2 separate regions of the Homo sapiens genome follow, and region 2 is linked to region 1. Evidence: chromatin loops called from intact Hi-C (ENCODE). Cell type or tissue: PC-9. All regions are shown on one strand.

What was found. Hi-C counts contacts between places; a loop is a spot of excess contacts. Peaks named below come from ENCODE experiments on the same cell type or tissue, not always from the same donor. Only the 100,000 strongest peaks of a DNase experiment are listed, where the experiment ranks them.
Region 2: a loop joins it to region 1, with 12 times the contacts of the local background. A loop is called at or near these places in 1 of 110 quality-filtered maps.

What each region holds. Positions count from the first base shown.
Region 1 is chr16:24,832,343-24,836,342 of GRCh38, reverse strand. No RefSeq gene overlaps it. Among named protein-coding and RNA genes, the nearest start is that of SLC5A11, 12 kb to the left of the region's middle. RefSeq lists an enhancer at 1,541-1,835. In PC-9, a CTCF peak has its summit at 1,673; no DNase peak of the experiment used is centred here.
Region 2 is chr16:25,150,280-25,154,279 of GRCh38, reverse strand. It overlaps LCMT1 (leucine carboxyl methyltransferase 1), which reads right to left. Exons shown (of 11, transcript NM_016309.3): 5 at 2,665-2,726. Among named protein-coding and RNA genes, the nearest start is that of LCMT1-AS2, 3.2 kb to the right of the region's middle. In PC-9, no CTCF peak of the experiment used is centred here; a DNase peak (open chromatin) is centred at 2,089; H3K27ac peaks cover 2,798 bases.

The DNA.
Region 1 (4,000 bases):
CAGGCCAGGCGCAGTGGCTCACGCCTGTAATCCCAGTCCTTTGGGAGGCCAAGGCGGATGGATCGCTTGAGGTCGGAAGTTCGAGACCAGCCTGATCAACATGGAGAAACCCCATTTCTACTAAAAATACAAAATTAACCATTGCACTCCAGCCTGGGCAACAAGAGTGAAACTCTGTCTCAAAAAAAAAAAAAAAATTCCAAAATAATTTTGCCAAGGGAAGAAGCCAGACACACAAAAAGTACATACTCTGATTCATTTACATACAAATGTAGAATCCGGGAACAAATTTCTTGTGATGGATATATGTTTGCCTGGGGATGGGAAAGGCAGGAGGGAGGGGTCACAGAGGGGAAGAAGGAAATTTCTCGGGGCGATGGTGATATGGTTTGGCTGTGTCCCCACCCAAATCTCATCTTGAATTGTAGCTCTCATAACTCCCATGTGCTGTGGGAGGGACCTGGTGGGAGATAATCGAATCACAGGGGCAGTTTCCTCCATACTGTTCTCGAGGTGGTGAATAAGTCTCACGAGATCTAATGATTTTATATGGTTCCCCCTTTCACTGTGTTCTCATTCTTTGCCGGCCGCCATGTAAGATGTCTCTGTGCTCTTCTGCCATGATTGTGAGGCCTCCCCAGCCATGTGGAACTGTGAGTCCATTAAACCTGTTTCCTTTATAAACTACCCAGTCTCGGGTATGTCTTTATCAGCAGTGTGCAAATGGACTAATACAGATGGGTATGTTCGTTCTCCTGTAATGGTTTCATCGGTTATGCCTGTGTCAAAACTCTTCAAATTGTACATGTATGTGTAGTTTATCATGTCATTTCTACCTCAACAAAGTTGTTTTAAGGAATCATAAAAGTCTTTATATAAATGGGTTCTTATGGAAAAACATGGACCAACATTACATGAAAGAAGCCGTGGTTGAAGTTGAGATGGAGGATTAGGGGCTGGAGGGAATTTCTTGGCTTCTGTGGGCTTCCATGAAATTGTGAATGCACTACAGATTATAACGGTGGTGTGGCAGTATTTGAGTGTCTTGGTTCCCCTTATAAGTACTTTTTTTTTTTTTTTTTGAAAGAGTCAGGGTCTTGCTCTGTTGCCCAGGCTGTAGTGCAGTGGCAAAATCATAGCTCACTGCAGCCTTGACCTCCCAGACTCAAGCCATCCTCCCACCTCATCCTCCCAAGTATCTTGGACTATAGGTGTGCACCACCACATCTGGCTAATTTTTGTAGTTTTTGTAGAGATGGGGATCTCACTCTGTTGCCCAGGCTGATCTCTAACTCCTGGACTCAAGCAATCCTCCTGCCTTGACCTCCGAAAGTGCTGGAATTACAGGTGTGAGCCACTGTGCCCAACTTCAAGTACATTCCTATATTTAAATGCGTATGTATTTCTTCATGGAGCTAAATATCGGCACTCTGTTTCTGCTATTCAGTGTTAAAATGTCTGGAATGTACTCCTGGATTCAGCCATTCCGCAGATATTTCTTAAGTGCAAATGTGTGCCAGGCAGTGTTCTAAGCTCTGGGGGTTAAACAGAAAGTGTGGCAGGTCTATCCTCACTCTTGGGTCTTCATTCTCACTCTCTAGGGGCTTCTTCTCCCAGCCTAAGATCACACTGCAGTGTTTCTCAAACTATGAACTAGAGCTACACACAAAGGCTTTTCTGACCTCTGTCTCCCTCTAGCTGCTGCACTGGCTTCCCTTCTTTCCCTCCACTGATCAGTTCCTGACAGTTTACACTTGCCACTCCCTGTGGGGCGCACCCGACCTCCTTGCAGGGTGGAGGCATTCACTGCCTGACTGCTGGGAGAGTGTGGCAGCCAGCTCCCAGCTGAGTCTCCCCAAAAGGAATTGTCCTTAGCCAGAGGAAGGACAATTCCCCTAAATCCACAGCCTAAATCCAGTGCTTGGTCAGTGGGGTGGTCCCTGTCCTTCCTTGGGTGCAGAGCATATTTGAGGGACATCCCAGCTGCACAGCTCCCTGAGAGGTTGGCTGAGGCCTCTGTTGCGACCTCACTGCAGCTCAACTTCTCCCTCTGCCCTGTCCTGCCTCCCTTCCTCCCTTATCAATGTACTCTGAGGATATTTTCCAATAAGCCACCTCCACTCAGATCTGCACCTCAGAATGTGATTCTTGGGAAATCCAATCTACACCACCACCTTCATCTCCATTATCCATTAACCCCTCACCCCACTGGGACCTGGCGTCTGCCTCTACCCCAAAAATGATCTCCACTGTCACAGAACCATGCATGGCTTTCCCCATAGATTTCTTGACAGGCAGCATTTCAGACCATGGCTTTCTCCTTCCCTGAAATTTCCCCTCTCCCCAGATCTGAGACTCCACTCTCTCATGTTGTCCATGCCCAACCCTCACCTCATCAATGCCTCTTTGAATCTTTGACTCTTCCTGCTCAGATCTCTAGTCTCCTTTCTTCTTCTCAAATTATGATATTTCCTGAGCCCTCATTCTACATGCTTACCCATTTCCATGCCTCAGCCATCACCTGTGATTTACAAACCCCAAATTGATATCTCTATTATTGGTTTCTTCCTTAAACATGCATCTATCCATCCATTTATCCATCCATCCATTTATCCATCCATCCGTCAATCCATGCATCCATCCAACCATCCAGCCATCTATCCATTCATCCATCCATCCATCCATGCATCCGTCCATCCATGCATCCGTCCATCCATCCATCCATCCATCCATCCATGCATCCATCCATCCATCCATCCATCCATCCATCCATCCATCCCTGCATCTGTCCATCCATCCATCCGTCCATCCATCTGTCCAACCATCCATCCATCCATCCGTCCATCTGTCCATCCGTCTGTTCATCTGTCTGTCCATCCATCCATTCATCCATGCATCCAACAAATATTTTCAGTGCTCTGAGCTAGGTGCTAAGGATACAGTGGTGAAAAAATATAGTGTCCTCACCACTTAAAAGCAGCTGTCAACTGGACAGCTCCACTGGGCTGTTTCCCAGGCTCCTTGATACATCATATTGCACACCCACCTGCCACTCCCTGCACCAGGAAACCCACTCTTATCCTCCAGGGTCCTCTCCCTTAGCTAGTAGTGGTTCACCAAGTCAGAAACGTGAGATTGTCCTAGACTCCTCTCCTTCACTCTCCACAGACCCTAGCATCCATCTCATTGGCTCTTCATGCATTTAGCTCTTCCTCGCATCTCTATGCTACAGCCCTGATTCCGGCTTTTATAAATTCTTGTCTCAACTTCCAAATTAGTTTCCCAGCTAGCCTCAAGGCCCAGACCCTTCCAGTTCCTGCTCCACACCCTCCTAGAGGGGTTGGTTAATGTTCGCTCTTCAAGCACGTCACCCACCTTGGATCCCTTTTCTACCCCTCCTGACTGTGCTCGGTGCTCCATGAAGCTGATTGCTGTGGGTTTCAGGTGATATCACCCGGCTCTCCTTGCTTCCTGGCATCCAGTTAGGTTTGACCGTTCAAGCAGGCTGGGCGTGGTGGCTCACGCCTGTAATCCCAGCCCTTTGGGAGGCTGAGGTGGGAGGATCACTTGAGCCTGGGAGGTTGAGGCTGCAGTGAGCTGAGATTGCACCACTGCACTCCAGCTTAGGTGACAGAGTGAGACCCTGTTTCAAAAAAAAAAAAAGACACCTCTTGATAGCCGTTTATATAGATCTATCTCATTGTCTTAGTGGCTAAACATTCCGGCTTCCGGATGAAGTATAGTTTATTTAACTGTTCCCTTCTTAGAACCAGCACTACTAGTTGTTCCCCAATATCCAGTCTCTCCTTCTTCCCCAATAGCAGAAGTGTCACATCTAAGCTGGGGACAAGACATTCAGAATAAAGACTATGAGTTGCAGCCTTCCTGCTCATGTGATTTTCTTCTGCCCAATGGCATGTGAGCATAGCTGGGGGTCATGCCCTTAGTGGGGAGGAGCATGCTCTCCCCATCCCTCTCTTTCTCCACTGGCTGGGATGTG
Region 2 (4,000 bases), 320 kb before region 1:
CAGCACTTTGGGAGGCCGAGGCAGAGGATCACGAGGTTAGCAGTTCGAGACCAGCCTGACCAACATGCTGAAACCCTGTCTCTACTAAAAATACAAAAAAAAATTAGCCAGGCGTGGTGGCGCGTGCCTGTAATTCCAGCTGTTTGGGAGACTGAGGCAGGAGAATCGCTTGAACCCAGGAGGCAGAGGTTGCAGTGAGCAGAGATTGAGCCACCACACTCCAGCCTGGGTGACAGAGGGAGACTCCATCTCAAAAAATAAAATAAAATAAAAATAATAGGGCATCATTTTGGCCTACCAGACTGGTAGAAATTTTTTCTTTTGGATAGACTCTCATCTCATGCTGTCACTCAGTCTGGAGTGCAGCGGCATGATCTCGGCTCACTGCAACCTCCGCCTCCCAGGTTCAAGAGAGTCTCCTGCCTTAGCTTCCCAAATAGCTGGGATTACAGGCGCCAGCCACCACACCCAGCTAATTTTTGTATTTTTAGTAGAGACGGGGTTTCATCATGTTGGCCAGGCTGGTCTCGAACCCCTGACCTCAGGTGATCCACCCGCCTCGGCCTCCCAAAATGCTGGGATTACAGGCGTGAGCCACCACACCTGGCCAGACTGGTAGAAAATTTTTTAAATCACAATATACCCAGTGTTAGGGTGTTATGGTTTGAATGTGTCCCTCCGAAGTTCGTTGTGTTGGAAATTTAATCCCCCATGCAACAGTGTTGAAAGGTAGGACCTTTAAGAGGTGATTCAGTCCCAATGAATGAATTAATGCCACTTGCTTGGGATTGGGATTGGGATTGGGAGTGTGTTCTGAGTCTGCACCCCTTCACCTCTCTCTCACACAGTCATGCTCTCTTGCCTTTCTACCTTCCTCCATGGGATGACACGGCAAGAAGGCCCTTGCCAGATGTGGGCCCCTCAACCTCAAACTTCTCAGCTTCCAGAACTGTACTAAGTCTCTGTTCTTTTTATAAAGTACCCAGTCCCAGGTATTCTGTTATAGAAGCACAAAACAAGCTAAACCAGAAAACTGGTACTGAGAAGCTGAGAAGAAGGGCTGTGGCTGTTAAGTACCTGAAAATGTGGAAGCAGATTTGGAACTGGGTAATGGGTAGAGGTTGGAAGAATCTGGAGGAGTGGGCTAGAAAAAGCCTAGACTCCTTGCCACCCCCGCCTCAGAGAACACTTTCCCTCCTCTCATGTCCCTGCTTGTTGTAATAAACCTGGCTCATCTAGTCACCTGATGCCCACGGTGTTACCTGTGCTGACTACTGGTGAAGGCTGTCCTCTCTGCACGATCTCTGACCTGAATTACTAATAAACCCCTTTAACTTCTCTCAGACAAAAACTGAAAACAAAGGAAGACTGTGGTAGAGACTGACCCATAATTTGAAAGGCTCAGAAATGAGAAAAGCATTGTTAAGACACAGTCATAATTAAAAGTTGAGGGAAAAAACGGAGAAAATTGACTGCCAGGGCCAAACAGGTAGCAGAATTGAGTGAAGCAGATCAAGTGTAAGATACCAGAGAGTCGTGGGGACAGAACTGGAGGATGGGCAACTCCTCTAACTGAGGCAGCCACTATTTAATTGTTCCCATGTAGAAATCGTGGTAATATTACATGGCCTAATGTTACCACGTCTTCTAGTTTTTTCCAAGAAAAGCTAGAAATCGAGATTTTTCATGAGAAGTCTATTTTTGAAATGTTGGCAACTAACTCAAGGTCTTTACAGAATGACTGAAGATTAGAGACCTAAGGACATCTAAAAAGACTCATTTAGAAAGTCGTTGAAAATTCCTTCATGGTAACCCCAAGTTTAAATGTATCGGCAAAAGTCTACTATAGACTAAAAATAAAATTCTAAGCTCCCCAGCCACCTGAACCAAGGGGACCCCAGAGTGACCTTGAAAACTGAGTTCTTGGCCACGTCAGGATGGGAGGTCAGATGCCTTCTCAAAACCCTTGCTCACTAACTGCCTGTAGGCGTTCTTCCCTAAGGGCTAAACAGCAACCAGCCCTTTCAAAAGACTACTGCTGCTGTCATCCAACCCAACTGCCTGACTGCTGCCCCTCTCTTTGGCCACTTTGAAATGGTCAACCAGCATTCCTTCCTGATGAGACCACAGAACAGGGAGTGGTTCTGGCCAGTCTCCGAAAGATGTGGGTTTTTGTGTCCTCTGCTTCACCTTTTGATGTCAGAGGGCCAAAACCTCCACCCTTGGATCATGCTAACACTGCCATTTTTTTATACATGGGACCTATGATGGGATGTGAAGCTCAACTGCACACATACACAGTTCGCCCTTCATAAATATTCATGATGACTCCTATAGCTTATTAAATATGTATGTTCACCCACCTGGCTGAGCATAAATTCCTCCTCCTTTTGCCCCTCCTTCAAAGTGTCTGTTGTTGACTTCTAGCAGGAGGCTGTGCTTCCCAGCCTGTTAGAATGGCCACCCTGCAGGCTCAACCCTGTCTGAGAAAGCAAGCTCTCCTTTCCTAATTTATGAACCTCGTCATTCTTCAGTTGACAATACATTGTATAACACCACACACACACACACACACACACACACCCAACACAAACCCCATCTTCAAAAAGGGGGTGGGAAGCAAAAATACTGATACAGTCCATTTTGCATTAGCTTGATACTTGCCCATCTGAAGTGTGTCCTCTGAATGCAGTTCTAGAATGGGGCTGGATAGGGGAGGCTTGCATCTATGGGAAGATGGGAAAGAGGAGAAAAATGAGTCTATTTGCTCCTCAATTTACTCATGAGCTCATTTACTGCACAAATGCAGACACTCACTACCAAAATGGCAAATATATATTTGCTATTGTTCAAAGCAGGGGCCCCTCTAAAAAGGGCTTCAGTTTAATTACTTTTGACCCTAAGCACATACGGTAAAACTTCAGTGGACACAGGTCTCAGGTGACATTGGCTAAGCATTACACTCAGCATTTGATGTCCAAATCACAAACTGATCATGAAGTATTTAGACTTAGAAATAGCTAAAGATAACCTAACAAGAATTTTTCAAATGTTCCAATGTTTTTTTGGGCCATCTCTAGTTTGCTGCCTATTCTCAATCAAACTTTTAAAGATACTTGTTATTTGTAACAGGTAGCCAGAAGAATTGACTCTTACACAAACTTGAAGTTCAGTAACATTTATGTGGGAACTACCCCAATCCAGAATAGGCAAAAAATCAGAAATCAGACACGCGTCAATATCCCAACAACCATAATCAAACACCAACACACTTTCTGTCCCCGGAAACCATCTCTGGACTTAACCTAGAGCCAGTTACTCTTATTCCACTCAGAGTTCTAACCAGCCAGTACTTTGCAGTTCCCAGAGCATCAGAATTGCCATTTATCACTTAAAAAGCATATTTAATATAAAATTAAATATATCAGGAAAGGGTGATCCATTATTTTCATGGATCTAGAAAAAATAAAGCTTGAAAATTATTTCCACTTTATAAGGATCAGACTTTTCTAAAGGACAGCTGAAACACTTAATGTTTACTCACATTTTTTTCAATATAAGAATTAGGGTTTTATTTAAATGACTAATTTAAAAGGGGGGATGGGGAGGGACTGTAGTTAAAACTATTAAGATGCGGGCCAGGCACAGTGGCTCACGCCTGTAATCCCAGCACTTTGAGAGGCCAAGGCAGGCAGATCACCTGAGGTCGGGAGTTCAAGACCAGCCCGACCAAAATGGAGAAAACCCGTCTCTACTAAAAATACAAAATTAGCCAGGCATGGTGGCACATGTCTGGAATCCCAGCTACTTGGGAGGCTGAGGCAGGAGAATCGCTTGCACCTAGGAGGCGGAGGTTGCGGTGAGCTGAGATCGTGCCATTGCACTCCAGCCTGGGCAACAAGAGCAAAACTCCGTCTCAAAAAAAAAAAAAAAAAAAAAAAAAAAACCAGAAAACTATGAAGATGCCTTGATCTTGAGCTTGAAGTCACAGTTTGAATCT